Linked DNA regions of Mus musculus: all the other regions are linked to region 2. The links are chromatin loops, found by intact Hi-C in ENCODE. Cell type or tissue: gastrocnemius. All regions are shown on one strand.

The links. A loop is a pair of places that touch in the nucleus more often than their neighbours do. Peaks named below come from ENCODE experiments on the same cell type or tissue, not always from the same donor. Only the 100,000 strongest peaks of a DNase experiment are listed, where the experiment ranks them.
Region 1: it touches region 2 in a loop (11-fold over the local background); 12 of 42 quality-filtered maps call a loop at or near these places.
Region 3: it touches region 2 in a loop (2.6-fold over the local background); 13 of 42 quality-filtered maps call a loop at or near these places.

Annotation. Positions count from the first base shown.
Region 1 is chr8:122,136,785-122,144,784 of GRCm38, reverse strand. It overlaps a transcript of Zfp469 not described here. Among named protein-coding and RNA genes, the nearest start is that of Gm39268, 9.2 kb to the left of the region's middle. In gastrocnemius, CTCF peaks have their summits at 1,349 and 4,853 (motif pointing right); a DNase peak (open chromatin) is centred at 4,761; H3K27ac peaks cover 1,388 bases.
Region 2 is chr8:121,973,639-121,981,638 of GRCm38, reverse strand. Banp (BTG3 associated nuclear protein) reads right to left here. Exons shown (of 14, transcript NM_016812.4): 2 at 7,074-7,212; 3 at 5,648-5,739; 4 at 2,885-3,084. The coding sequence starts at 7,143. It overlaps Mir7237 (microRNA 7237), which reads right to left and starts at 3,615; the gene lies at 3,553-3,615. It also overlaps the pseudogene Gm17709. In gastrocnemius, a CTCF peak has its summit at 3,488 (motif pointing left); DNase peaks (open chromatin) are centred at 2,886, 3,222 and 3,567; H3K4me3 peaks cover 481 bases; H3K27ac peaks cover 1,402 bases.
Region 3 is chr8:122,334,575-122,342,574 of GRCm38, reverse strand. Zfpm1 (zinc finger protein, multitype 1) reads right to left here. Exons shown (of 10, transcript NM_009569.4): 7 at 7,893-8,000; 8 at 7,548-7,643; 9 at 7,316-7,462; 10 at 4,713-7,143. The coding sequence ends at 5,384. Among named protein-coding and RNA genes, the nearest start is that of Gm46056, 6.0 kb to the left of the region's middle. In gastrocnemius, CTCF peaks have their summits at 3,530 (motif pointing left) and 6,149; DNase peaks (open chromatin) are centred at 708, 6,032, 6,784 and 7,102; H3K4me3 peaks cover 1,533 bases; H3K27ac peaks cover 764 bases.

The DNA of each region.
Region 1 (8,000 bases), 160 kb before region 2:
TGGTTGCTCAACATTCTCCCTTCCCAAGGTCCTCACAGCCGGCTGCCTTCAGGTCTCCATGTAGCATGAGCTTGTTGCACCCGGTGCCTCCAAGGGGGCTGGTTTATCAGAAGCAGTTTCCCAGAACACCCCGTCAGCATGGCCTAGACCACTGAGAATGCCACCAGTGTCACCAGACTGCCTCTGTCCCCTACTGTGGTCCTATAGCTAAGGAGTGCTGAGGCTAAAGGACAAAGTTGAGTTTTCTGGGAAGCCGAGTTCCTGGTCTTGCCTGGAGAGGTCATCTCCTTGTCACTGAAAGTAAGACTTCAGTGTCCCTTGGACAGCTAATTTTCTTGTTCTCCCAGGTCATGGCCTTTCTGTGGCACTCCACTGGGCACACAGAATGCTTTAGCTATCACAGTTAGGTGACTGTCTTAGTCAGGGTTTCTATTCCTGCACAAACATCATGACCAAGAAGCAAGTCGGGGAGGAAAGGGTTTATTCAGCTTACACTTCCATGCTGCTGTTCATCACCAAGGAAGTCAGGACTGGAACTCAAGCAGGTCAGGAAGCAGGAGCTGATGCAGAGGCCACAGAGGGATGTTCTTTACTGGCTTGCCTCACCTGGCTTGCTCAGCCTGCTCTCTTATAGAACCCAAGATTACCAGCCCAGAGATGGTCCCACCCACAAGGGGCCTTTCCTCCTTGATCACTAATTGAGAAAATGCCTTACAGTTGGATCTCATGGAGGCATTTCCTCAACTAAAGCTCCTTTCTCTGTGATAACCCCAGCTGTGTCAAGTTGACACAAAACTAGCCAGTACAGGTGACTGTTATTCTCACCTGTCTGTCAACTCACTGTCCACCATATACCCATCTACCCACTTATCAGCTCGCACACCTACCCATTCACCAATTATTCATCCACCCAGCTCACCTGCCAGAGAGCCACATCCAGCCACCACCTCTCTATCATATCCATCTAGAGACTACATACGAAGTACCCACTCCCCAAAACTACACTAGGAACATGGCTTGGATAAGATGCTCAGCCCCCTGTTTGCCTGAGAACAAAGCCCACTGAGATGGACCACTATCCTTGAGAAGTACAATCTTAGGGGAGTCCATATCGGATGTCTGCAGAGCAGGGGATACATGTTAGCTGTGAGTACATCTGTCCTCCTACCATGCTGCCTGAGGGATCTAAGGAAACTTCCAGAAAAGCTTATGGATATCTAACAAACCATCCAAAGCCAGATGAGAAGCATTTGTGCATAGGGCATTCACCAGATTAGGGTGCACACCAGCAGATGGGGCCACATAAGCATATTCCTCCAGCTTAGCACTAGTGTCCCTGGTCCACACTGATGCCCCTGGTGGATGCTGTTAGATACTGTGTGAGTATCAATTGGCTGTTGGAGGCAGAGGAGGACTCTTGGCCAACTTCCTAGTCCTGTCTTTGGAGTGCCATAGAGGGGCTCAGAAGCCACCCTGATTGTGTAGTGACCTACATACACACCTGCATAGTACCTCTCCTCAGCTGAGCGGTTGGTCCAGAGTTGGAGCCAAGGGAGGAAGGGCTTGCGAGCAGAGAGGAAGACCAGACTGCACATCCCAGGTCTGGATATGGGCACGTGGCCTGCAGGCTGGGCACATTCAATCAAAATAGGGCAGGTTCTTAGGATTGCGATGGTCCTTCCAAAAGACAGGGTGAAGTGTCCGTCTGGTTACTGAGAGATGGGACCTTTGGGGACCTTTGGGGAGATGTCTTAAATGAAGGAAACTTTTGTCCAGTGGGTTGAGCTTTGTTCTCACAGGGCCTGTGTCCATCATGGGCTTTCCAGCTGCCATGACAGAGCCCCACCCTAAGCCAGAGGGGTGTCATTGCCTCAACCCCCAGAGGGGCTGAGTCGGGGGCTCAGGAGTTGGATGTGAGATGCTATGGTGTTCAGGATCCCTTTTCTAAGCAAGCTACTGCAAGAAATGACTCAGCATCCCAACTGTCATGTCCTCCTGGCCTCTCAGGACCCACAAGGGCTCCAGGAGGAAGGGGATAAAGGTGTCCTGTCTCAGGGTCATCCCTGACCCAGCCAACTTCAAAGCGCCAGGGCATCTCTGGAAATACCTTCCCGTTGGCACCCACACAACCTTTTGGGAGCAGGTGCCAGCCCTCAGTACACAAGTACCAAGGAGGGGCCTGAAAGAGGAGAGGCCAAGGGCTCCATGGCCAGAGCTGCCCCTCAGCCTGGGTGGGCACCGGAGTGTCTCTGTCAGGGAATGCCCCCCCTTGTGTGGCATCAATAATAAGAATGTATCAGATAACAGCAGAAACAAAACAAGGTACCGCAGTGCCACCTTATCTGTGGGCTGTGGCAGTGCCACCCAGGTCTCTGTGCTTATCTGGGGGCTGGCAGAGTTCGGATTCATTCCTCTTGGGTTGCAGGAGATACTGGGATATTTATGGAATGTCCTCAAAGGCCTTGGGCTGAACCTCTTCCGTTTAGAGAAGAAAGTACAGGCTGCCCAGGCCCATCTCCAGGCTCCTCGCCCTTGGCTGTGCAGAAAGCCAGTGAGCCAGCCACATTTCCTGAGACAGCTTCTTGAAGCAGGTGCCGGGCAGCCTTTGCCTGTGTGGCCTGTGGGAATTACTGACCACATACACTTAGCTCCTCAGGTCCAGCCTTGCCCCGCCAGGCTTATATCGTCCCATCAAAGGCACAGTACCTGACATAGTCGCAGGTGCCTGGGCGTATCTCATGCCCCCTCCTCCCACCCATCAACAGTGGCAGAGGCTAGCCCATGCATTCTTCCAGTGCAGAGTGTTGCTGGAGCCTCCTCGCCAGCTCAACCTTTCTGTACTGTTGCTTTCAGGACCTTGGTCCCTCATCCTGTGGCACCCAGCTCAGCCGGCCCCGCCTTCTCCCCTTGTTCTCATTCTCATCTCACAAGTGTTGTCTCTGATCTCAGAGGGATGGATCCCTGTGGTCCTAATGGAGAGGCTAAGAGCACACAGATGTGGGTCTGACATCTGCCACGTACTGGAGACACTGACAGGGCCACCGCTTCCTGGTTGGCCTCTTCCATGTTTCCTTCAGTCTGTCCCATGGCCAAGCAGAAGACATTAGCCACCATGTCAAGCACGCCAAATTCCAGGATGCTGTGTCCAGCTTGGTGTCAGGTCCTGAACTGTTACCTGGGCCCTGATGACATTTGGGCTCAAGTGGAACCAACAACAGCAGACACAGCCAAGCCAAGCCTGGGTTCTTTCTTGAGCCTCCCAAGCCCAACGAGCACATCAGGGGTCAAGAACCCCACTTTAGCCCTCATTACCGCTCTGTGAACAGAGCGCATGTGAGGAGATGCAGCCTGACCAGGCAGTGTCAGACATGAATATGAATTCTCCAGGAGAGAGAACCAGGTAGGCGGGCCTGCAGGACACAGAGTGTCCTGGGAAAGGTCCTACCTCTAGGCTTCTTGGGTGTCTCGCTCATACTTAGATGGTTCATAGTACTGGTTTGCATATATTGAGGGCCACTAGCACACACTGGGAAGGGCCAGGCACCAGAGATGGCACTTTCACATCATGGACACCTTTTTCTCTAGCACCCTTGGACCACCTAGAGTGCCACAGACCTCAGCAGTGGTTTCCCTGTCCCTAAAGCTGCATCCAACACAGCGTCATCTCCTTTTCCTAAGGCTGCGGAGCCCCGTCACTGAACCATGCCTGTCGGCCTGCTATGCCCTGAGCTCTGTGGTCAGTACACTCCCTGTGCACTCATCCATATATCCTACTCGGTCCTGGGACACAGAGGGCACCAGATGCATCACCTGCACACAATGACTGACTTCCATACAGCTTAGAAAAGCTTCCTCCCCACCCAGGGCAGTGCTCCCCACCCACCCAGATCAGTGTTCCTTCCCACTCAGATCAGTGCTCCTCCCACCCAGGGCAGTGCTCCCCTGCCTCCTCCCCACCCAAGGCAGTGCCCCCCCATTTCCCCTGCTTTTTTCTCCTTCATTCCCTCATTACACAATTATTTACAGAACTGACTTGGGTCTGTCCTAATGCTCCTCAAGTGGGCCATTTCTGGTCATGAGAAACAGGCTGTGACATTCTGCAGGATGGGCAGGGGCACCGCAGCCATTGGGAGAAACAAGTGCCTGCTCTGAGTCAGTATCACCTGGCTTGTGTCAGCTGCCAGTGAGGCATAGCCTTTGACTCTCCTTGACATGGGAGCAGACAGTGCAGGGACATGAAGGAGGGAGGACTCTGGCTCCTGTAGCACCCATGGGGCCTGGACACGCCTCAGTGGCCCCCGTCCAAACAGGTTGTAAGACCTGCCTGACTCAGTAGCAGCTATGGGGCCTGCCGTGTAAGTGAGAGATGACAGAGCCAGCCATGAGCCATGGTCACCACTAGAGACGACGGGAAGGTCCCCATTCAGGCCAGGATGAGGGGACATGGGAGATTTGTCTAAAGCAAAGCCAAGGATGGCAGGCAGTCCAGTGGTCCCAACACCTTTCTGGCCCATGTCAAGAATGAAAACTACTCATCACATGAGGGGACAATGATAACTCAGCTCTTTGCTCTACTCTAAGATTGCGTGGCTAGCCCACCGTTCCAGGTTACAAAATCAGAGAAGCCCAGAGGGCACCGCACAGATGGCAGAGCCCAGGGCAGAAGCTGACCTTGGCTCCTGGCCCACATCACAGCAGACCATGGCACAGGTCCTCCGGAACCAGCACTCTGCAGGGTGTCATAGCTCCCCGGACAGTTTACAAGACTGGACTGGCTCTCCTCCCCACGCCTGACCCTCACAGCTTAGGTCAGACAGAGTGATTCATAGGCCATGAGGCGGGGCCATGTCTCTGCTGTCCAGCAGGGGGCCACAGAAGGGTGAGCACTGGGTTCTGTGGCAGGACAGGGACAGGACTCTAAGGCTGCTTCTTTAGACAATCATTCCACTGGGAAGCAGGGAGATTGCCCTTGGGGACAGTGACACTGGTGGATCTGGTAGATCCTGAGCCATGGGTAAGGCACAGATTCCCCCTTGCTTCTATTGAGAGACTTGTAGTGGGTAGAGGGGAAGGCCAGGCATCTGACTGCCTTTCCTTGTGTGTGTGTGTGGTGTATATGTGTGGTGTGTGTGGGGTGTGGGGTGTATGTATGATGTGTGTGTGTGGTGTGTGTGTGTGTGTGTGGTGTGTGTGTAGGGGTGTATGTGTGTGGTGTGTGTGGTGTATGTAAGTGTGTGTGTGTAGTGTGGGGGCTGTATGAGTAGGGTGTGTGTGTGGTGTGAGGGGATATATGTGTGGTATGTGGTATGTGGGGTGTGTGTGTGCTGTGTGGTATGTGGGGTGTATGTGTGGTGTGTGTGTGTAGGGGTGTATGTGTGTGGTGCATGTGTGTGTGTGGTATGTGTGTGTGTGTGTGTGTGTGTGTGTGTGTGTGTGTAGTGTGGGGGCTGTATGAGTAGGGTATGTGTGTGTAGAGTGCTAGTCTTGTGGGGCTGTGTGGTTCGTGCATGTGGGGGTGCCTGTGCTTGTTCCCATGTGCAGTAATGTGTGTGCTCTTAGTGTAGGGGATTATATGTGTGTTTCATGCCCGTGTGTATGATGTCTGTCACTCCCATCGTGTTTGTGTGTGAGTATGGTGTATGGCATGTGTGGTGTGTTTGTGTGTATGTGTAGGGTGTGTGTATGCGCGCAGAGTATATATGTGGTGTGTGTGTGTGTGTGTGTGTGTGTGTGGTGTGTATGTACACGTGTGTGTGTGGTGTATGTGTATGTGTGTGTGGTGTGTGTGGTGTAGTGTGGTGTGGTGTGTAAGTACAGGTGCCTGTGGAAGCAAGAAGAGAGCACCAGATCCCTTGGGTCTGAGATTGCAGGCAGTGATGAGCTGTCTGATGTGGGTGCTGGGAACCAAATCCAGGTTCAAGAGCAGCAAGCATCGTAAGAGCCGAGCCTTCTTCCCTGCTGCAGAGGTGTACCTTTTAAAGTCTGGATTACATTATTCCAACACAGAGACATGAAGGCAGAGAAGGCCAGCTTCTTCAGGTGCTGCTAGGCCGACAGGGTGTCTATTTGGGGCCCATCTCTCACTTCTTGATCCCCGCCCTGGCCCCCATAGCTTCTCTGCATGCCTGCCCTCTGATTCCCCAAATAGGACTAGACAGCTTTCTCTCTTTATTTCACTAACCCATCCAATACTGACAGACAAGGAGCTGCCATGTCTCCCATGCTGAGGGGGGTGCTCCTGGACATGTGGTCAGGACAGACCTTCAGTCTGGTGAGGGTCACAGAGAAGCCGCGATGGAGCTTGAGGGGAAGCAGTACTCACTCCTTTAGCTACGTTTTCTTGTCACTGTGACACAGTAGCCATTAGTCAGCCTCTCTCTTCCCATGGGAGTCTCCTTGAGGGTGTGGACTTGGTGTTAGAAATGAAGCTGGGACAGAGCCTTTGAGGTCACCATGGAATAGTCTAAGGTGGCCAAAGGAGAAAACTGCCAGAGTTTGACAGGATGGACTTCGAACCCTGCTTATCCGTTGGATGGGGTGGATTTATTGTTGGAAAACCAGGAAGACTCAAGGACCCTGGTCCAAGGCTGGGCTACAGCTAACAGGGCCTGTGTCTGTGGTTGCCTCCCCCCCCCCCCCATCCTGGGCTTCAGCGTGTGTTGGGTTAGGAGTAGGGTCCTGGGGATACAGGCTCTATATCCTGTTATGGTTGAGTCCTAAGTGTCCCACAGGTTTGTGTTTTGACACTTGTTATACACTTGGCAGCACTATTTGAGGAACCTCAGGTGAGGCCTCGATGGAGGAGGTGTGTCACTAGGGTTATGTCTGGCCCCTCCTTCAGGCCTCATTCAATCTCTGCTTCACTGTGATAGTCTCGACCACACACCGCATGATCTGAGCTGCCCGGCCACGTCTTCCCTAATTGTATCTATTGGGCATTTTGGTCACAGTTAAGTGAAGGGAACACATATGCCAGCCTTGAGCAGTGATGAATGCAAAGGACCAAACTGTTGAAAAGAAGAGAGGTAGAGAGCAATGCCTAAGTTCCATATGGGGCAGATACACAGGCAGCGGCGAGTTCCCCTGGAGCAAGGGCATGACCAGATAGGTCACTCCTTGGCTGAGGGGCCTGGTGCAGAATACCAGGGCCTGTGCAGATGGTAAGGATTTTCAGACAGGCTGGGAAGATGGTGCAAACATAGACACATCTGGAAAGCGGGAGCCTCAGTTGAGGAACTGTCTCCTTCAGACTGGCCTGTGGGTTTACCTGTGGTACATTTTCTCCATTGTTAATTGATGTGGAAGATCCCAGCCCACTGTGGGTGTTGCAATCCCTAGGCTGTTGGGCCTGAGCTATATAAGAAAAGTAGATGAACAAGCCAGAGGGAGCAAGCCAGTTAGCTGCACTTCTCCATGGTCTCTGCTACCGTTCCTGTCTCTAGGTCCCTGCCTTGAGCTTCTGTCCTGGCTTCCCCTGATGATGGACAGTGATCTGTAACCCAATAAGCTCTTCCCTTCCTCCTTCCCTTCCTCCTTCTCTTCCTCCCTTCTTCCCCTCCTCCAAATTGCTTTTAGTCAATGATTTATCACAGCATCATAAAGCAAACTAAGGCGACACTGAAGTATAGATGAAGACCCAAGTTCCAACCCTCTGGACCCATGTAAAACATTGGCTATGATGGCACATGCCCGTGATCCTAGCCTTGAAGAGGTGGAGATAGGAGGAACCCATGGAACTTGTTAGCCATCCAATCTAGACAGAGTACTGAGTTCCATGTTTAGTGAGAGACCCTGCTTCAAAAAATAAGGGGAGAGTGGTTGACACATAATGTTGCCCTATGAGCTCCGAATACACATATCCACACATGTTCACACCCACTTGTGCAACACACACACACACACACACACACACACACACACACTCTATATCCAGTGGTCTCAGAAAATTAACCCCTGTGCAAGGCCTTCTGGGTAGGTTCCTGTATGGCCCTTCCCTTCTT
Region 2 (8,000 bases):
AAGAGCACCCTTGGAGCCCAGCAGCCTTAGCCGTGTCCAGCCGGGTGTCAGATGACCAGCAGGGGACATAGATTTCCAGCAGAAGGCCTTGGGTACCACCTCCTACTAGACCTGGACCTCTGCAGCATCTCCAAATGGGAGGCAGTGACCTTCAAGAACATCTCTCGGCACTCTCTCGAGGCCTCCTTAGAGCTGAAAGACTGGTGATGGCTCCTATGTTAGTCTTGTGAGTCACACTCAAAGCCAGCAAGTAGAAGCCCAAGGTTTAAAGTTCTTTGTCAGAGTGCATGATCTGGACAGAGGTCATTCAGCTAGGTAAGCGCTCCTCCTCCTCAGAGGCAGCAGGTAAGCAAAACGCAGCACCGCCCCATTCAGTATGCTGCCGCCTTTTAGATGGTTCTAGAAGCCAGTCTATGCCCCACTGCCCAGGTTCTGTGTAACAATGCTCGTCTCTTCCTGAATCTGTATCAGTGACTTCATGCATCCATCGATGGGATCCTGGGGTTCTGCTCTCGAGTTCCCTGTTAGAGCCTTCTGGATAGTGTGGCCCTGTCACCACCACACCCAGGTGCTGTCCCAGCTCTCATCTTTCTAATGAGGAAAGCAGAACTTGGAAATGTCTGGCCCCTGGGAATGTCCAACTAGGTGACCTTGGCACTCAGTGCTCCCAGACAGACAGAATTCCAAAGCATGTGCCCTTGAGGTCAGGCCACAAAAAACCACCCTCTTCCACCCCTGCTGCTCCCATAACCTGGTAGAACTAGAACCGAGAAAAAAGATGCTGTCAATACTTCCTCAGCTCGGAAGACACCATGTTCCACAAGTGACAAAGGCCCAGGTGCTGTCCCCAGAATAGGCAGTATCTTATAAGAAGCAAAGATCACCGCTCTTTTATTTCACCTGGGGACAATACTGCTGTTTGCTGCAGGCCCAAAGCTCTGGAGTCAGTATGACAAACATGGCTACCAATGTAAAATGCCACCAGAGTGTAGGTGTGACCAAGGAGGGTAAGGTGTCCTTCAATGCCTGAGACAACTAACACAAAGCCCTCCCCCACGAACGCCCCAGGCCCTGAGCAGTCACATAGGAAGTCATGTCTGACTCTGAGCCCTGGCCTAGGCGGAAGTCAGACAGAGACGTCCTTGCAGTTTTTATGGAACTTGAACTCTCTAGGAACTCGACTACTCTGTCAGTCTAGAAAAAACTACACTTTGCTTCATTGGAAACAGCACAAAGAACTTGGCATTCTGGAATATTCCACTGCCAGTCGGTGATGCCTGCAACCACTGTCTCCAGGCTGCATCTCTGTCCCACTGTCTCCAGGCTGCATCTCTCTCTGTCCCACTGTCTCCAGGCTGCATCTCTCTCTGTCCCACTGTCTCCAGGCTGCATCTCTCTCTGTCCCACTGTCTCCAGGCTGCATCTCTCTCTGTCCCACTGTCTCCAGGCTGCATCTCTCTCTGTCCCACTGTCTCCAGGCTGCATCTCTCTCTGTCCCACTGTCTCCAGGCTGCATCTCTCTCTGTCCCACTGTCTCCAGGCTGCATCTCTCTCTGTCCCACTGTCTCCAGGCTGCATCTCTCTCTGTCCCACTGTCTCCAGGCTGCATCTCTCTCTGTCCCACTGTCTCCAGGCTGCATCTCTCTCTGTCCCACTGTCTCCAGGCTGCATCTCTCTCTGTCCCACTGTCTCCAGGCTGCATCTCTCTCTGTCCCACTGAACCTGTAGGCTCAAGCACATGCTCTCCCATACACTGCGGTCCTTTCACGTCTCCCCATTAACATAAAGCTCTATTTCCAAACATTATGTTTGGGGACAAAGGGACATTTCAAAAGAGAGCCTGCACAGACACTGTGTGTACAAGTATGTAGGGGGCTGGGGGGTGAGCTGTGCAGCCCACTCCAGTCATGAGAGAAACCCTGTCTCTGCTGAGAGGCTAGGACACCGAGGGAGAACAGAGTGAATCTGGGGTCGTCAGGAACTGTCTCAAGAGAGGACAGGCAGTTACTTGGTACTCTTGACCACCCCAAAACCAAGCAAAGTAACCCCTCCTTTCCCTTCCCACACAACCCACCCCTTTGAATCCATAAAAGCACCGACTGTTGCTCTAGTTACAGCACACATGGGCAGGGTGGCACCCACCAACCACCTACACCACAGCAAAGCCACTGGTGTCCCTTTAGGCTGCTGAGGCTGGCATCGCTACCCTACTGTTCTGCTCTTCCCAAATCTAACAGGCAAGAGGAGGCCTTGGAGCACAGAGATGGCGCTAAGGCCACTACTGTGAACGGACTTCCTCCTAGACACCTTGGGAAAGAATTAGAACATCAAGAACACTGGGTGGGTGCTGCCACCCACAAGGTCTCATGCCACACTGCCTATGGAGCCAGTGTGAGAAGGACCCCTTCTGAGACACCTTTCCATCCCACTGAGCCAGGCATGGAACCTTCCAAGCCAGCAGAGTGCAAACCATGCAAAGCTCTCTTGGAGGCCACAAACCTATTTAAAAATTAGGCACAAGGCAAGTCTCAGACTAAACGGAAAGTTTTCTATGATCAAGTAAAAATTATAAATATTACCCCCGCAGAAAACATAGGCAATAGTCAGCCAGAGATAGAAAGAGAAAAGAAGCAACATACATGGGCCAAGTTCATGGCCAGGTGCAAGGAAAGATGAGTCCAGCTGCTTAAGCCAAGAAACAAAGTTGGAGCAACTCAGGCCGTTCCAGCAGAGCCTGTGTTTGGTTTCGGTCTAAGTGAAACCAGCCCCATGGAAGCACCAGGGCAGATATCCGGGGCGAGGGCAGATCAGTAACAGCGGCGCCTGGGCTGGCACGGAGCGCTTTCCCAGGGTGGCCTGCGGAGCCTCGGTCTTCTGGACTTACCATCGCACTTTGTTGCAGGTCTGGGTGGCGCCAAGTGGGGAACCTGCCACCATGGGGACCTGGATGGGACTGTGCTGTTTATTGGTGACCAGGTCTAGCTTCTCTTCCAGAGATTTGCAAGTGGCCTCGAGAGCTTGCAGCTTGGCCTCAATGCTATCCAACCGCAAACATATCGTCTGGTTAATAGAGTACAGGAAAGACTGGAAATGAAAACAGAAAAGCTTCAGAGAGGATGTCTTCCACTGTGAGCAGCAAGTCCTTAGGACCCTAGCTGGCTCCTAAGTCCACCCAGTGTATTTCAGCTGAGTGAGCCCTGGGCCGAGCCAACATATTCAGTGAGGAGCCCTGGGCCGTGCACAGGGATTCAGCCCTCTGTGTCTAATAAGCCCTTGCAATCTCACCTTTCCTGAGGCCATGGAGTAATAAGCTTGTCACTATGCTCATCCAAATATTTATACAGTAAAGCTACAAAATTTTTCTAATGCTGAAAGATAAGACTACTATCCAAACCCTGAAAACCAAAAAAAGATGGCTGGACACAGCTATACCTCACTGAAATCTGTCAATGACCCCTTCCAGGGACCTTCTAAATATCAAGTGTGCCACCTAGTGGCCCACAAGAGGAGCAGTTTCCAACTAGCAAGCTGGAAGTCAGCAGCAGGCCATGTGCTCGGTAAGCTCAACAGGATGGCTTTGCTCTCCCAAGGGCCAGTCCTGTCACAAGCTACCATGTACATGGCGCACACAGGAACTCTACTGTGAAGAGAGGCCTCCCAGGCAACATTCTGGGTGCCAGGAAATCATTCAACTGTGTATGGCCAGCAGCCGCTGAAGAAAACACAATGAGGATTCGGCTGGAAGAGAAATGCAGCCTCAGGCACCTCAGGAAGAAGGTGCTAGCCTATGAGAACAAAGGGTCAGGCCAGCGCTGGACCTCAGAGCACAGGCAGGCAGAACAGCGTGTCCCTCTGCACCCAGTCCAAGTTAATGGGAGCCATCTCTGCTCTAACTTGAAAGGGAATCACGGAGCAGAATCACAATCATAACAGCCACAGAAGCAGATACCACACCAACAACAACCGGGTGTGGCAAAGCACGAATGCATGGGTCAGAGCATTCTGAGTAGCCAGGCACGGCCCTGAAGAACCCTGAGCTTGCTCTATTTCTCTGCTATGCACAGCAGTCAGGAGCAGCCATGGGAAAGTGCTGCATACCCAAAGCCCTCACATCTGCCCCAACTCAGCACATCCTCTGCCAGAGCCAGCACCACTTAGAGAAGATTCCTTTTCTTCAGTGCTACGGGCCTTACTCCTCCATTTCCTGTCATTAACCAGCACCCTGAACCCTGGCTTAAAGGCCTCTTTTCACAGAAAGACACTAGTAAGAAGAAGGTTAAGGAGAAGACCTGACGCTCCCCGCTAACCATGCTCTCTAGGGGCAAGGCTGTGCCTGCGAGGGAACAAGCAGCAGCGCTCAGCTCATCCCCAGTGTCCACTCGGCTATCAACGGAGCAGCGTCGGCAGTGCAGGCAGACACCATGACAACTACATGGTGGCCAACTGAGAGAGGAAAATCCCTGTTACAGACTAACTAACATCTCAAGCAAACCCATAGAGGAGAAGAGAGACAGCATTCTTCCTGACACTGCTCCACGGGTCAGGTGCCCACAAACAGCCCTGACCTGTCTGGTGAGAATTACTTTGGCAATTTGGTACGTGAATGTCTTCCAATCCCGTGACAGCACTCGGCTGCATGCGACAGCACACATGCAGTGTCTCCAGCAGACCCCAGGCAGCTGCTTTCCTCCATGGTCTGTTTCTCTGTGTGCTCTATGCTACAGTTAAGGTCACGGGTTACTTTGAGATCTGATACTGTCAAGGTGGATTTCACTCAATATTTTTTGAGATAGCTTCTTTCTATGTAGCCCTGGCTGTTCCAGAACTCAATATGTACACCAGGCTGGCCACAAACTCAGAGATCTGCCTGCCTCTGCCTCTCAAGTGCCAGGGTTAAAGGTGCGTGGTGCCCCTTCTGGCCTGAGTAGATTCTGAATTCCCAGCTTCAGCTGGCACTACCTTCTTGTCACCAGAGTGAGCTGAGTGTCTTAAGAAGTCACAGTTGACACAGAGAAGCCTATGACAAGGACTGGTGTCATCTGAGTCACTCTTATAAACTTCTCTCCTGTAATAATATTCACCTCGTGTTCTGCAGACACTGGATCCCAAATAAGCAAGTCCGGAAGCAATGCACCGACTGCCTAAGGAGCCTCCAACCCCAGCCAGCCTTGGGGGTGGGCCCCAGTGACCTCAGGACTTGGGGGTGGGCCCAAGTGACCTCAGCTCTCCTCCCACCTGAGGCAGGCTTACTCAGGCACAGGAAGACTCTTCGCTTGTCCTCTCCCAAATCCAGTGTTTCCTCCTGTCTTTTGCCGGAAGGACCTGGCCTGTATTTTCTGCAGCATTTCAGTGGCATCTCAATACTACAGGGCCAGGCCCTTCCTGTGGCCTCATCTGGAAAAAAGCTCTTTGCACATGTATTTAAATAAATGACCCATCTGGGCCTGAGTGAGGGTAGGCCTCAGGCATGGACTCGAGTAATAAGGCTGGGACCAATAGGTCACAGCAGAGGAGGCAGGGAGAGCCTCCTTAGAATCCCAGAAGGTGTGGCCCTGCCACTGCAGAGCTGCAAGAGGGTTGGTTCTGCTATTCTAAGCCCAGGTTGATGGTAGAAAGTTACACAGTGCCCACAGGAGCCACACGGTACCTTTATAGAGGGGTCCTGGCAATTGATCTCTAGTCGCTGGCGCTTCAAGGCAGGTTCATCATCATCTGTCACGACATGATTCTCCAAAACAACTGAAAAGCAACCACAGAGACAGAAGCTGGAGTGAGCATGCTGAGTTCCTTGGGGCTCTGTGCCTCTACAGCCGAACACAGTGCCGGTACCTTGAGGCTGATGAAAATGGCACAGCCATTTCTTTGTTAAAATCCTCAGCCAGGCAGAAATCAGGCCCTCCCTCATCCATCCCCACCAAAATCAGACCACCCGATCGATACTCCCCAGAGCCTGGTGGGCAAAGCACACTGAGGCGCCGTCATCGGTGACTGCTTCCCCACTGTGTTTAGTGTGTCTGCGGCTACGTCACTGTAAAATCCAAAGCACCCTCACCTGGCCTGGCCTGAGGTCCTGGCCCACTCCCTGCATGGGGCTGAGAGCACGTACATACTGACAGCCACAACCCTCTCTGCATGTCATATGCCCCAATCTAGCACAGCCAACACGCTGACTTACACGGAAGCTGAACTGCTCACGAGCCGCCCACAAACAGTTCCTGCTGACCTTTAAGGCCTGCTTTCAGATAAGCAAGGTAACCCTAACGCCAACCTCTGCAGTACCATCCCAACGTATTAAAGTGATGATCACCAAGCCTAAGAGCAGTTACACCTTATCCCTGCCACACTGCACCTCTATAGCGACCTGCACGGACTAGTCCTGTTCTCACACAGGAGCACTCATTTCCCTAAAGCTTACTTTTATTTATATATATATGTGTGTGTGTGTGTGTGTGTGTGTGTGTGTGTGTGTGTGTGTGTGTGAGTAAATGTATGCAATTCGTGTGGGATGCCCTCAAAAGCCAGAAGGAGTTATAGGTGGTTGGAAGCTGTCCAATGTGGGAAGAAGCCCAGGTCCTCTGGAAGAGAAGAAGTACTCCTAACCACTGAGCCACTGCTCTGGCCTGATACAGCCACCTTCCCAGAATTCTGTGCTCAGCATTTGTACTGACTTTTATGCCATGAATAGTTTCATGTCACTAGTTCAGTTTTTCTCACTGAATGCCTGTGCATTTCTCCAGCCTCTGTGTGCTCACTCACAATAGAAAAGACGAGACTGCTACCTACAGCTCTGTGTCTGCCTTGCCTCCTCCTTTGGCAACACACAGCAGCCATCTAGAGCAATGGCCAGAACTCTTTTAAATAAGTATGTGTGGATGTGTGTGTGTGTGTGTGTGTGTGTGTGTGTACACAAGCACACATGCAGGCAGCCCTGCAATCATCCTATGATTTAAATTTTCACACAGGGCTGGCATCTCTGCTGTGTCTGCTTTACTGGGGAATGAAGTCCGGCAGAGTGGCTTTGATACTGAAAAGACAGGGAGAGCAACAGTGCATCGACTGTCTCACGGCTGTACCTGGGTGATCAGGGCTCAGGTCTTCCACTGCAATCTGAACCACATCCGCCAGGTCCTGCTCTGACATCATCCAGAGCACGAGGAAGGGGCACACTGACAGCAAGAGTCCAGAAGTCACAGGGTATGCGGTTTCTGTCACCTGCAAAACAAATGTCAAGAACCAGAAGGGATGATTAACGTCCCAGTGTGGAACAGCTCATAGCTCTGTGCACCGAAGGATCTAAAGGTCTGCAGGCGCTTCGCTGTAGGGCTTTACTTGGCTTTCGAACACTCAGAGATAACTAACTAGTGGCTTTTTTTCCCTAAATAGTGGAATGAAAGTCTCACTTCCCCATTCTTCACACCACCTCCAACACATCTTCTAGAAGCAGGTCTGGGAGCTTCAGGCTAAGTCTAGCATCTCCAGGCCCCAGCTGCCTATAGAAACCCTCTGCTGGTCAGTCCCTGCAGCCGCCACCGCCGGCCGCCCTCAGCCAGCAGCTCGGCGCCACCTCCGGTCGGCGTCTGCGGCGGGCTCGAAGAGGCGGCTGACGGGGCGGCGGCGGGCAGACGGACGGACGGACGGGCGCTCCTCGGGGTTTGGCGGCGGCGCCTCCATGGGTCAGGCCAGCCGGGCCACTGTGCTATGAGTGTTTCCACCACTCCAAGGAGGCAGCATTCAGAGTTCTTTCTAAGTCGACCTTGTGAGGAGCTGGCGATAATTTGATTCCATCTCCGGGTTTCCTGTAAGCACATCGAGAACCATGAGCAGCTTTACTAAGGACGAGTTTGACTGCCACATCCTTGATGAAGGCTTTACTGCTAAGGACATTCTGGACCAAAAAATCAATGAAGTCTCTTCCTCTGACGATAAGGATGCGTTCTATGTTGCGGACCTCGGAGACATTCTAAAGAAGCATCTGAGGTTGGTTCTGCGGATTGCCACTG
Region 3 (8,000 bases), 360 kb before region 2:
TGCAGATAGATTCTGTGACCGTGTGATGTTTGGAATTCTGGGAACTTTTCCAAGGGTATATACAGGCTTGGGTTCCAAGAGTTGAGGTTGGTTGAGGTTTGTTAGTAGTCGTGCTGAAAGAAGGAAAAAAAAAAAAAAAGGAAAAAAATCTCAGACTCAGGGATTTTCCCAATTCCTCTCTCCCTTCTATCCTTGTTTCTCTCCTATTTAGTGTTAGGGGGTGAAACCAGGGCATAAAGGGTGGAAAAAGGAAGGTGGCCCTTGATGCCCTCCCTGTCCTGTCCAGTGAGTATTCTGGGAGGGATGAAGAGAGCCACAGTGTCTGTGACAAGGGTAGGAAGAGCAGAGACACTCAGCTAGGTACACAGACTCTGCTGGGACTCTGTCCCGGCGAGCTTAGGTGGAAAGTCACTGTCCACAGCAAGCCAGCTACACCCCTGTCCACTTCTGTCACGGCCTTGCTGCATGAGTCTGACCTAATGCTGAGTAGGGCAAGAGATGTCAGTACACACACACTGCACATCATGCCTGCCTGTAGCTGTAATGGACACACCGAAGGGGACACTGGCCTTATCCCTATGGGGCAATGGGGACTCTATATGTGACTGCAGTGTCCTCCAGTAGTGTGGGTGTATAGTCCTGTACAGTGCCCGGGCTTCACAGTGTGCTCTAGCTCAGTCCCCTTCCCCACTGTGCAGCCTGGACTGCAGCCCAGCACAGTGAGCCTTAGCAATGGCAATGCACAGGGCATCTAGGTTCGCCAATGCCCACTGTGATGGTTTGACTATGCTTGGGTTAGGAAGTGGTGTTATTAGGAGGTGTGGCCTGGTTGGAGTAGGTAAGTGTGTCGCTGTGTGTGTGTTTGTGTGTTAAAGCCTCCTCCTAGCTGCCTTCTTGGCTCCTTCTCCAGCCCCATATCTGCCTGAACACTGTCATGCTCCCACCTTGATGATAATGGACTGATCCTCCGCGCCTGTAAGCCAGCCCCAATTAAATGGTGTCCTTATCAGAGTTGCCTTGGTCATGGTGTCTCTTCACAGCAGTAAAACCCTAAGACACCACCTCAGACAATGCAGCAAATGCATTCAGAGGGGGTGGGGTGGGGTGGCAGAGTGACCTTGAAGATGTCTATAGCCCATCTCAAGTAAGAACTGGGTTGACATAGAGTAGCTGTTCCTCCCTAGCTGACTTTGGGATAAACTGTCCTAGACTCTCTAGTGAGGGGTGACAAGGCTGATCAGTAGCGGGAGCGAGAGAGACAGCAGAGTCTGGCTCTGAAGAGGGAGGAGCCACGAGCTAAGTCATGTAGAAACTTCTAGGGTAGTGGTTCTCAACCTTCCTAATACTGCGATATTGCAGGATATTTCATCACATTGTGAACCCCCAAATTGTGTATTTACTGAAAAAAACCTGGTTCTGGCTGTGGTGTGGCTCATCCCTTAGCACACACCTTTAATCTCTCCGACAGGAAGACAGACACGCCCTTAGTACCCACCTTTAATCCCAAACAGTGAAGGTAAAGTTAGTTTGTAGAAGGAAGCACTAATGTTTGAAAGTGATGTCTAATTGAGTGGCAGAAAAAGTGACGAATCAGAGGAAGATCTGACAGAATAGGCTCTGCCCCCAACTCAGGAGAGACAGGAAAGGGAAGCTACCTAAGGGGCAGTGCAGAGAAGAGGCAGGTTTACTGAGACAGTTATAGAGAGACAGGTTGCAGAAAGGGAACAAGCCAGACACCAGTGAAGCCAGAAGGAGCCAGAGAATGAGGAGGAGTCAGAAGATTTGGACAAATTGCCAGAGTTAGTATGAGCCCAAGCAGAGCACTTCAGGAGACTCAGAGAGAAGCCAGACTGAGTCAGTCAGCTTGGAAAAGAGTTCTGAGCAGAACAGCTGAGTTAAATCAGCCAGCTAGAACCCAGAAAGAACTAGAAGGGTGAGCTTATTCAGCAGCAAGTCTCCGAGGCTGAAAACATTCTAGGCCTAGATAAGATTGTGTGGAGGCTAGAAACTTCCAGGGTAGGCCTAGTGAGCCTCAGAGACAACAGTTACAACAGGAGAATAAAAAACCTACAGTTTTTCGCGTTGTGGTGGCCCCCAACCAAAACAAATATTTTTGTTGCTGCTTTGTAACTGTAATTTTGCTACTGTGATAAATTGTCATGTAAATAGCTGTGTTTTCTGATGGCCTTAGGGACTCCAGTGAAAGGGTCGTTTGACCCCTTAAGGGTCAAACCACAGGTTGAGAACTGCTATTCTAGAGGCTACAGAAATCAAGGTCAGGTTTCTCCTTGGAGTCTTTGGCAGGAACCGCTCCACCGACCCTTGTCCTTCAGCTCCCTGTGACAGCCCAGGGCTCCTGTACATCATGACTATGATAGAATCCACATGGACCGTTTAAGCCACTAGCCTGAGGCCTCTGTTTAAATAGCCACAGGAGCCTTCCACAGGAGCCCATACTACAGCAGCGACAGAGGGCCTCTGGCATCCAGAGTGCAGGTACAAAAGTCTGCAGGGGCTGCAGGAGTGTAGTAAAATTAAATACTCAGAACAGGCAGAGAAGAAAACTCACTGTGGGTGCTTTGCTCCTGAGCCACCCAGAGAATGTGATAGGTGTGGAAGAGGAGACGTGGGAGACCAGGGAAGCAAGACAAATGGCAGAGAGAGAGAACAGACATGATACAAGTTCATCCCTGCAAAACTCTGCATGACATTAAAACGTGGCAGAGTTGGAGTGACATTCAGACGATCTGCCTGTGGGAGGCAGAGTGGGGACATCTTTCCTATGGGAGCAAGAGGTCAAAGGACCTGTGTGTCCTCATAGTCCCAAGAATAGAAGAGTGTCTCCGGAGTGGGAGCCACACTGTAGAAGGACCACTGGAGCCCAGGCAGAGACAAGGCTGGGCTCTCAGGGAAGGCAGCTAGATGCTGCCATGGAAACCTAGATGCTAAAACAGCAATAAAGCATCAAGGAGCAATGCCAGTTCTCAGGAGGCTGAGGTGTGGGGGTCGTGAGTTCTAGGTCAGCCTGAGCTACAGAACAAAACTCTGCCTCCTCTCAAAACAGCAGCAGCAGCAGCAGCAGCAGCAGCAGCAGCAGCAGCAGCATTAACAAAAGCATGCAGCTTACGGTCAAAGCCGTCAGACCGAGAACAGGAACTTGACAGTGTGGCTCACTCTGGTGATGTTGAGGTTCCTGTCATGGAGGGGTGCAGACATTAAAGCTTTAGGAAAGAGTGTTAAATCCCAGTGCCTAGAAAGTGTGCTCTGCAGGTGATGCTGAGGCAGGTGATACAGAAGCATGCTCTGAGGACCTGCCCACCTCTGCCTCCAGCCCAAATGCTCGGCTTCCGGCTTCCAGCTTTCTTCTCAGGCCTGCAGGGCTTCTCCAGAAGTCCGGGAGGCATCGGTGCACTTGGGGTTCTCATGACTCCTTTCTCTTCCTCAGGGATTGTAGCATACCCTTGGTGGTGGGCAGGCCACCCTAGCTAAGCACGGTGGCAGGCCCACCAGGTGCTTCTGTGAGCCATACTGCCCTCTACTGTCCCGAGTCTCCACTAGTGTTGAAATCAAGAGCAGGATTTGATGGGTGGGGTGGGTGGGGTCACAGTCTGCTGGGGAAGGGAGAAAGGTCTAAATGGGGGTCCCCAAAAGGCCCAATGGATGGTATATATTGCCCCAATAAGACATGTATATGAAGTCTTCAGAGGGGAACCATTGCCTGAAGCATGGGACCCCCATTCCAACCGTTCCCTGGTCAGTTTGGGTGGATTTGGACAGAGCTGAGCCCTATGCAGGGCCTGGGGAGGTCATGCTTAAGATCTCCAGGGCAGGGGGCAGCCCAGCCAACTCCGCTAAAGCCCAACTCTATCCAAGGTGCTCTGGCAGGGGCTCGGTACCACTGAGCCTTGATGTTCCTACCCATGGACCAATCCCAGTGCGTGGGGAAGATGTACACCTGGCAGAGGTGAGTGGCTGGGGGCAGTGTTATTCCCTGTTCTCATGGATGCTCATGGGCCAAGCATCGTGAGGTGGTACAAGGGCAGATGGGTTCCATCAAGCCGCAGCGGCAGCAGCTTGGCAAGCAGAAGTATACAACGGAGTGGAGAGTTGGAAGAGGGACCAGAGGGAGAGATGAAGGGTGTCCTGCCTGCAGGGCACCGGGGTGAGGAGGCAGACCATGGTGACCTGAGGCTATCTTGAAGGGAGGAATGTGCCAGGCAGGGTTGAATGGAGCCGGAGTGGCTTAGCAAGCAGGCTCCTGGGCACGTGATGGTGACTGAAGCAGTGCTATGGTGTCGGCTGCACACGAGGAGCTGACATGGGTGGTTTACTTTGGAGACACAGGCAGAGGCTCATAGTGACTGACCTTGGGGTCTGTGACTAGGGACCAACTGCAGGCCATAGAGTGAGGGGCAGGAGGGTTAGGCAAGAGCTGGTGATCTGTAGAGCCCTATAGCTAAGGAACAGGGTAGACTGAGCAGGGTTGGGCTTCCGACAGTGGGACCAGGGAAAGACCCTGTCCCTCCTGCATGGTAAAGGCAAGGGAGGGCAGACTGCTCTGCCAAGGTGGAGAAAGGAGTTTATGGAGTGACTGAGGCCAGAGGCCAGGCCTTGGGCATGAGCATCAGGAAGGTGGAAGGATGCATGGCATTCTGGGAAGGGCCCTTAAGAGGAGACCAGGAGGGATGCTCCAGACTGGGCAGGCCTGTGAATGGACTCTCAGGAACATTTATTCTTGTGTAAACCCAGGTCCATCAGCAGGCCGCCTCAGAAGGCTGCAGGAGAGGTGGACTGGCCGACAGGGCCCGGGTCCTTGGGGTATGGTATTTTCAGGGCTCTCTGTCAGCTTCTACAGCTGCCGGTTAAGACTTACAGAGTTGGAGAACAGCCATGTTCACACCTTCTCAGGGGACCAAGCAGAGAGGCCAAAGCAATGGCTAGACTGCCATTGCTTTGGTTCTGCCAGACGTGGCCTACAGCCGGCCAGCCACGGACTACAGGGGGTATACCCAGGCCCAACTCTGTAGTCATAAGTACCCACCCCTGTTGTGACGGGAGGGGCACTTTGGGACTTGGTCCTCTTTCTCGAAGACTCAGCAAGAACAAGGTTTCACTCTCTCTAGTAGTCTGCAATTGGATGCACTTTCTGGCAGGGCAGCGGGTGAGCTAGAGGCAGAGGAAAAGAACTCTGCAGGGGCGGTTGAATCCCTGGAGCGGGCTAAGTCCTGGAGGAAACGGTGGGGTGCCCTTTGCAGGGCCGCACAAGCTGGGGTATGGAATGAGGCCCACTAGATCTAAGACAACAGGCTGGGCCTCCAGCGAATTTATCACACCGAATGTCTTTATTAAGTGTCAAGGGTCCTGGTGGTGCGGCCCCACAGGCTCACTTTACGTGCTCGGCGGCGTGAGAAGAGCAGTAATACTTCTTGTGCGCGATGAAAGTGGACAGGCTGCTGAACCTGATGTTGCACAGGCGGCAGTAGCGGTGGCCGCCACCACCACCCGGCGCAGGAGCAGGAGCTGGCGGGCCCTTGCTGGGTGTCCGAGCGCCTTGATCTGCTGGGTCAGAAGGCGTATTCTCGGGAGCAGGGGAAGGAGAGCGTGGTGCGCGGCCGTCGGGGCTGTCGCGCGGAGCACGCTCGGCAGGTGTGCGGGGCTCAGCGCCCGGGCTGGCCGCTGGCTTGGCCACCTGCAGGCCGTGTGCCTGGCGCAAATGCTCAACCAGGTCGCCGCGAACGCGCCCGTTGGGCGGGCAGTAGGGGCAGAGGGCAGTGGTGCGCAAAGGCGCGGCGGGGCATGAGTACTTCTTGTGAGCCAGGTAAGCTTCGAGGCTGTGGAAGCTTACGCGACATGCGGTACACTCGTGGTAGTCGGCCAGCGCGGGCAGAGCTGTTGGTGCATCCGGGCTCTGGCGACGCGGCCGCTTGCTCAGGTCTATGGGGCCGTCGGGGACCGGGCTCGGAGAGAGCGCGGGGGCAGGGCCGGCGCTGGCGCTCCCAGGTCTCGGAGAAGAGGGCAGCTCCGCAGTGGGGGAGGGTACAACTGGCACAGGGGCGGGGCCTGCGGCTGGGGGCGGGGCGCCAGCTGCGGGCAGCTCGTACAGCTTGCGACGCCGGCGCGTGCGCACGGGTGGCGCTGTCAGCGCAGGAGCCGCGGGTCCCGGTGCGGTCGTGGGTGCGGGTGGCCGGCGCGGCGGCGGGTCGTGGCGCGAGGCGCAGTAGTAGCGCTTGTGCACAGTGTAGGTTTCGTGGCGGCTAAACCGGATGTTGCAGGCCTCGCACAGCGTGCGGCTCGGATCGTCCTCTGCGTCGTCTACGGAGCTGCCCGGGCTCTGGCTGCCCTCGCTGCCCCGGCCCGCGGCCTCGGCCTCCGGAGTAGTCGTGCCACTCGCCTCTTCCTCTCGTGGCCCGGGCCCCGGCGACGAGCGTGACGGGTCTGGCTCTGCGGCGGCACCTGCGGGCGCGCGGGCCGGGCCGGTGGCCGCTTTGGGTCTGCGCACAGTGGGCGGGTCCTCGGGCGCGCGGCGGCCCGAGCAGTAGAGGCGCTTGTGCACATAGAAGTTGTTGATATTGTTAAAGGTGATCTCGCACTCAAAGCACGTGGCACCCTTAGTCCCCGAGAAGAGGCCAGTGGGTGTTCCCGCTGCGCCGGAGCTCCCTGCACCCTGCTGTAGCCGGTTGTGCACCAACTCGGACATCTTGGCCAGGATCTCCGAGGCCTGTGGCGCCGTAGGGACGGTGGTTGTGCCCGCGTCCGGACTGAACACATATTGTGGCAGAAAGAGTGTCCCGGCCATTGTTAGCTCTCCCGGCCCTGGGCTAGAGCCAGGCGTGGGGCTGGACAGTTCTGTCTTCACCCTGACTGGATTGGGGCTGTGTGGTGAAGGTGTCCGAGACGGAGCCTGGGGACCTGGCTCTCCCGGACCGGAGGCACGGGTGGCTTCAGGCTCCTCTGCAGCCTCCACCTTGATGGTCCTGGGGGCTGCAGGGGACTCACTGCTGCCCCCATTTTGGGGGGGCACTCTGGTCTCTCCGTTGGTGACTTCGGCCTTACTGTCCAGTCCTGAGGATGGGGTGGGTGCCTTGTCAGCGGGAACCAGGGGGCTGTGCATCAGCGAGTGCTGTTGAAAGCCTGCCAGGCTGTCTACAAGAACACAGGGCTGCATGTCAGGCCCAGGGCAGGCCCTAGGTAGGATGTGGTAGGCAGAAGGGATTGGGGTTCTAGGGTTGACAAGGACACCATGTGATGCCTATGGACAGGCCCCTCCCCCCTTCACTTATCCAAGGGCCAGTGAGGCTCCAGTATGGCTGCTTACCTGGAGGAAGTTTGGCTGCTGGGTGTCCAGCCCCTGGTGAGTAGATCTCACCCTTGGAGCCTGGCTGGCACACCATGTGGTTTGTCACCAGGTGACTGTAGAGGATGTCCCTTGTGGTGGATATGAAGCCACAGTTGTGACAGACACCTGTAGGCCACACTGTTGTGGTCAGGTTCCTGGGGCTCAGGTTTAGCCCCAGAGACCCCATCCCGGCCCCCTCCAGCACACCTACCGCTGAGCGTGTCTGTGTGCACCTTGAGATGGCGTTCACAGTTGGCCTTGGTGGTGAAGGCCGACAGGCAGATGAGGCACACGAAGGGGCGCTCTCCTGGAACACAGAGATGGATCCCAGTGACAAGGAAGGAACACTGGCCCTTTTAGTTCGCATCAGTCATATGCCGCCCAGCGTCAAGTACACACCCAGCCTTTTATTAAGTGTGCATATAGCCACAGGTAAGCCTTGCGCTAGGCTGTGGAGGGACGGGGAACTGCATAGCACATGGTGGCAGAGCAAGCTTTCCTGACCACCAGTCCAGTGCAGGGCCTGGCTTGGCCAGGGCAGGCACGGGGCACTCACCACTGTGGCTGCGCATGTGGATCTCCAGCGAGCTGGCGCTGGGGCAGCTCTTTCGGCACTGGGGGAAGGGGCAGACACGCTCATTGGGGTAGGTCTCTTTGGGTTTCT